Regions from separate parts of the Homo sapiens genome. Here region 2 is linked to region 1. A link is a loop called in an ENCODE intact Hi-C map of the cell type or tissue named here. Cell type or tissue: IMR-90. All regions are shown on one strand. Each heading gives the region's core, and the rest is flanking DNA. Links, peaks and the distances in the headings are about the cores only.

Evidence for each region. Peaks named below come from ENCODE experiments on the same cell type or tissue, not always from the same donor. Only the 100,000 strongest peaks of a DNase experiment are listed, where the experiment ranks them.
Region 2: a loop joins it to region 1, with 2.4 times the contacts of the local background. A loop is called at or near these places in 8 of 110 quality-filtered maps.

Annotation. Positions count from the first base shown.
Region 1 is chr11:30,572,386-30,575,467 of GRCh38, reverse strand. All of the region lies in intron 2 of MPPED2 (metallophosphoesterase domain containing 2), which reads left to right. Among named protein-coding and RNA genes, the nearest start is that of MPPED2-AS1, 10 kb to the left of the region's middle. In IMR-90, for the core only: no CTCF peak of the experiment used is centred there; a DNase peak (open chromatin) is centred at 1,307.
Region 2 is chr11:30,431,072-30,434,153 of GRCh38, reverse strand. The region is part of intron 4 of MPPED2 (metallophosphoesterase domain containing 2); the gene reads left to right. Among named protein-coding and RNA genes, the nearest start is that of ARL14EP, 110 kb to the right of the region's middle. In IMR-90, for the core only: no CTCF peak of the experiment used is centred there; no DNase peak of the experiment used is centred there.

The DNA.
Region 1 (3,082 bases), core at 118-2,617:
ATGGAAAAATTGTTGAACCTGTCTTCTCATCTGTAAAATAGGTTTAATGACCCTTTAATATGGTTGTGAGCATTAAATGAAATGATATATAATGACATATAGTGCCCAAAAGATACCACTTGATAAATAGATTTTATGATAATATATATGGTATTGTCTACCAGCTGATGAGTATGAGATAAGTTGTTAACATTTTCCTTTCTAAACTACTTGGCTATATGAAACCTGACAAGTCCAACTTGTTTTATTTTGTATTGTGTAGTATCTGTCAGTGTTGCTTGGCCATCGCTAGTTAAAAAAAAAATCTGTAGCTTTTAGGGTATCTGGGTGATTATTTCATGCCAAAGTACTACAAGATTTTGTTTGTCTGATCTGAGATTTCATTCTTATTCAGTTCAAGAATGTGGTAGGAAGTAAATGTTTGTTTTAGTTCTGTATTAGATATGCTTACGTATAAAAACAATGTTACAGAAGAGTGTTATAGAAAAGGTGTCATTTGGCTAAATAACTATATAAAAGTGTATGGAAGGATAAATAACATTACTGGTGATTTTTAGGGAATACATTTGGAACTGAATTTGCAGGAGGGAGTGTTGGATAAGGACCTTTTACTTTTTATTTCTTATACTTTCATATAATTTGAATTATTCTTACAACAAGTATGTAACACTTTTATGATTAAAACTTTTTTAAATTGATAAAAAATGTAATTTGTCTCCAAGTCCTTATGCCTGGCCTGTAATATTTGCTTTAAAGTCTTGATCTGATGCAAATCTTCTATTTTCTTTTGTACTCACTTTCTTGGGTAGCACCTTCTTCTATTTTATATTGCAATCAAGGAATAGGCCAAAGGCTGTTCATTGGTTCAGTATAACTCAACTTGCTCAAGTGTGGGAAGATGAGAACAGTGTTGCCTACTTCGTCGTCTTATAACTGATTGGAAATTTTTAAAGAAGTATGGTGTCACTTAATGACAGGGATACATTCTGAGAAATGCATCTTCTAGGCGATTTCGTCTTTGTGCAAACATCATAGAGTATATTTACACAAACGTAGATGGTATAACCTACCATACACCTAGGCTATATGGTATAGCCTATTGCTCCTAGTCTACAAACCTATATAGCATCCTACTGTACTGAATACTGTAGGCCATTGTAACACAATAATAACTATTGTGTATCTAAATATATCTAAACACAGAAAAGGTATAAGAAAGGTAGAGTATAAAAAATTAAAAATGGTCCACCTCTATAGGCACTTACATGAATGGGGCATATAGGACTGGAAGTTGCTCTGAGTGAGTCAGTGAGTCAGCGGTGAGTAAATGTGAAGGCCTAGGACATTACTAAACACTACTGTAGGCTTTATAAACAGTCTACACTAAATTTATAAACAATATTTTTGTTTCTTCAACAATAAAGTAAGAAACAGCTTACTGTAGCTTTTTTACTTTATACGCTTTTTAATTTTTTAAAACTTGTTGACTCTTTTATAAGCCAGATTAAAACACAAATACATTGTACAGCTGTACAAAAATGTTTTCTTTCTTTATATTCTTATTCTATAAGCTGCTTTTGTACCAAACTTTTTTATTTTTATTTTTTTGCTTTTTAAGCTTTTTGTTAAAAATTAAGACATGGTGGGAAGGGAATGAAGGATTTAAACTACATGTTGGATACATTGTACACTACTCAGGTGATGGGTGCACTAAAATCTCAGATTTCATCACTATAACAATTTATCCATGTAACCAAAAACCACGTATATCCCAAAAGCTATTGAAATAAAAAATGTGTGTGTGTGTATAAAACTAAGACATGAACACACATTAGCCTAGGCCTACATAGGGTCAGGATCATTCATATTACTGCCTTCCACCTGCACATCTTGTCCCACTGGAAGGTCTTCAGGAGCAGTAACAGGCATGGAGCTGTTATCTCCTGTGATGACAATGCCTTCTTCTGGAATACCTCCTGAAGGACCTGCCTGAGGCAGCCAGGGTTTTAGTTAACTTTGTTTTTGTTTTTTTAATAAGTAGAAGGAGTACACTCTAAAATAACAACTAAAGTATAATACAGCAAATAAGCAAACCAGTGATAGAGTCATTTATTTCATTGTCAAATATGATGTACTATCCATAATTGGATGTGCTATACTTTATACCACTGGCAGGGCAGGTTTGTTTACACCAGTATCACCATAAACACATGAGTAATAAGTTACACCACAATGACATTATGACAGCTAATGTCATTAGGCGATAGAAAATTTTCAACTCCATTGTAATCTTATGGTACCACCTTCATATATGTGGTCTGTCATTGACCAAAATGTCATTATGCAGCTCATGACTGTATTTTCAAATCCATTTGGGGAAGCTAAAAGAGTATACAGTAATAGACTTCTTGATAGCGTTTCAGGGAATCTGCATTCTAGTCCTGTCGTGATCACTAATCAGCTCTGATATTTAGCAAGTAGGGCCTCTCTGAATTTCAGGTTCCTTACCAGCCAATAGACGTAATGGTCTTAGCATCATCTCTTCCCCTTTTAACAGTCTGGGATTTCTCCTATTCCTTACCTTTACATTTGTCCATGTAAAATTAAGAACACAAATCCCACATCATTAGTCATATTCTTTAGGGAAAGAATATAATAGAGACATCATTGGGATATGGTGGTGAGAGAAGAGAAATGACCCCTAACGCTCACACAGAGGAAAAGTCATATCAGTGGATGAATGAATGAATGTCTGGGACTCTGTAAAATGGCACTTACTAACAAGGTAGAAATTTATTTTGTTACAGAGTTGGGCTGCATTTGCTGTTTTAAAAAAATTCTAAACATACACTTCTTTCTTGGTAAGCCACTTTCTTATTTTCATTACAGATTCATCACTGTCCTGCACATTAGCATGGCCATAATTTGTAAAATGTTCTCAATCTGAAATTCATCATAGAAATGCTGAATTGTCCTTTTAGTTTGCACTTTATATATAAACACTGGATATTTTTATTTTCTTCTCTCATTTATTCTTAAAAATACGTTCTTTTTCCTATACACTCCCTGAGGGCACCTGTCT
Region 2 (3,082 bases), core at 324-2,823, 140 kb after region 1:
TGCAGGTGTGATTAAATTAAGGGTCATGAGATGGGAAGATTATCTTGGATTAGTGGAGAGGGCTCAGTGTAATCACATGGGTCCCCACAACCGGGAGGCTGGAGGGTCAGAGTGAGAGTTGTGGCCACAGAAGCAGAAGTCAGAGTAATTTAGGGCCAGGAGCCAAGGAATGTGGGAAGCCTCTAGAAGCTGTAAAAGGCAAGGAATTAGATTCTCCCTCAGAGCTTCCAAAAGAAACCAGCCCTGCCAATACCTTGGTTTTAGTACAGTGAGACTAATTTTGGACTCCTGACTTTCAGAACTATAAGATAATAAATGTGGGTTGTTTTGTTACAGCAGCCATAGGAAACCAATATACTAGGATAGAGTAAGCCTAGATTTCCTCTGAAATGTGAACGAATTTTCTATCTATCTCTGTTGCAAAAGAGAGAAACTTTTATCCCTTTGAAAATTTCCCACTACAGCTTCAGAATAATCATGGGCTTGAGACATGATAGCGAGGGACCAATGTGAGAAAAGAAAGCAGTGACGGGGTGGACCTGCCCTTTGGATAATGTTTCCTAAAGTGACATTCAAGGAGATCGGCTTCCAGGGTTTATTCTGGCATGGTAGTTAAGCACATCTCCCTGTGACTTTGGAAATCTTTAGCCTCTTTTTGCCTCAGTTTCCTCATCTGTAAAATAAGGTTAATCACAGCATTCACCTCAAAGAGATGCTGTGTGTAATGTTTCATATAGTACATGCTACATGGCAAGCTTTATGTAAATGTTAGCTCTTATGAATAGCCATTATTTTAAAAAAGTGAAACAGAATTTATAGGGGGTCCAATATGTTTAGAACAGGATCCATTACATCAAACAGGCTTCTTTTCTGCAGGGTATCTCAGAATCTTTACTATGGTAATGTTCACTTTATACCTTAAAATTGGAGGGAAAATGCAGGAACATTTCTCAAACTTATTTAACCATAGAACCCTTTCTGATCTGTAACAATCTCAGCAAATCAGATTTATTGGTCATAGTATGAGAAACACTACCCTTAAAAGTTACACCAGGAAACCTTGGTTCACCTCTCTCCAACTCATAGTCCCTGTACCCAGCTTCTAGAGCCATCACCGAACTGGAGATTGGGGACCCCCATCAGAACAGTGCAAGGAGAAACATGTGCCTAGTATCAAAAGCTGAAGATTAGAGGCTTTTTTCCACGTTCACATTGTTCTAACATTGTATGTTATCATATCAGTTAGCTTGGCTCCTGGGGACTTGCCTGGGAACCTAGCATTGTTTCCATACCATGACACTTTAGCTCCAACCAGGCAACCTAGAAATAGTTTAGAATGTAATTCACAAGTTGGGGACCTGTACTTTAGCTTCAAAGTAATGCTGTTGATTTGTGAGCAGATAACCTAGAAATATATACATCAAAATGTTTATTTTACTCTTCAAATAAGCAATTTTCAAAAAAGAATTGTGTATTTTATAGGGTGGAAGTATAGCATCACTAAGTTGTATTCATTCTAGGGCGTATGTTTTTAAAAAAAAACTAGTGTCATTACTTTGCACAGGCATGCCTTGTGTAAATATAGGAAATCTAACTTCTGGGGAATTTCATTTCAAGAAATCAGACCTGGCTCACATAAAGATACCTTTCAAAAATGAAATATAGCAAATTTAGTCAAGCTTAGGCTGTTTTGTTTTGAAAGCTATAAAGAAGTAAACTATAACCTGCTTTATTTTTAGCAGACACCTCTAGAAAACCTTGCACAATGTTCTATTTATAAAACAGAGTCTGTTTTCATGCAAAGTTGCTTAGTAATAAGAGAAAAGAGCAAGACTGAGTATCGGAAAAATGAAATGTTTCTGTTTTCAAGATTCCTTGAATTCATCAGCATCTCTTTAAGACACAACAAAGCAATTGACCTGGTTTTAGTTTTGACTATGAGAGGTTACCTGGAGATTGATAAATTGGATTTTTTTTTTTTTTTTGAGACAGAATCCTGCTCTATCCCCCATGCTGGAGGGCAGTGGCGCGATCTCGGCTCCTTGAAACCTCTGCCTCCTGGGTTCAAGCAATTCTCATGCTTCAGCCTCCCAAGTAGCCAGGATTACAAGTGCCTGCCACCACACAGTTTTTGTATTTTTAGTAGAAATGGGGTTTTGCCATACTGGCCGGACTGGTCTTAAACTCCTGACCTCAGGTGATCCACCCACCTTGGCCTCCCAAAGTGCTGGAATTACAGGCGTGAGCCACCGTGCCCGGCTGAAAAAAAGTGGAATTTGAAATGAAAATGCAGTCTGTCTTTTATGAGTTATGCCACTGAGTAAGCGACAGAGGACCTAAATAATTATCAGGTCATTTCAATATCACATTATATAGAACATTTATAATTTCATCATCCTTTAAGGCATTAACAAAAAAACAAAACAAAACAGAAAACAACACAGAAGAAAACGTGGTTGAGTAAATTCAATGGCTATAGAAGATTCTAGAAAGTGAAAGTAATGACCCAATACAACTAGAATGTAGTGTAGGAAACAGGCAGTTTCCACCATCTGCTTTATCATTCTGATCAATTTTGTATCATGCTGTTTCCTAATCTTTACAATAACAATAAAACCAACATTTATTTAGGGGTTATTATGTGCCATGCACTCTGCTAGGAGCTTTATGTGGATTATTTCATTTAATGTTCCCAACAATGTGTCATTGCCATAGATAATATAATTATCTCCATCTTACAGATTGGGAAACAGATTCAGAGAGGTGCAGCAGCTTACTCAAGTTCACACCTTTGGAGGTGTTAAAGCTGGTTCAGACACAGGTCTGACTTCAGAGCTGCACTGTTAAGTGCTACCTAGTGTTAAGTGGAGCCAACAGTGAACCAACAGAGAATACACACACGCTGTGTGCCAGAGGCTCAATGTAGAGACAGAGGCTGGTCTCTAGTCTGCCTTTTTATCGTAATAATCCAGGAAAGCTTAGGAATCCCCCCCAACCCGCTGCAAAAAAAGCCCCACATCATCCATGACAAAAAGAATAGCTTTCCTGTTTTTCTTCACATTTTTCGCAGCCATTTCTTAGC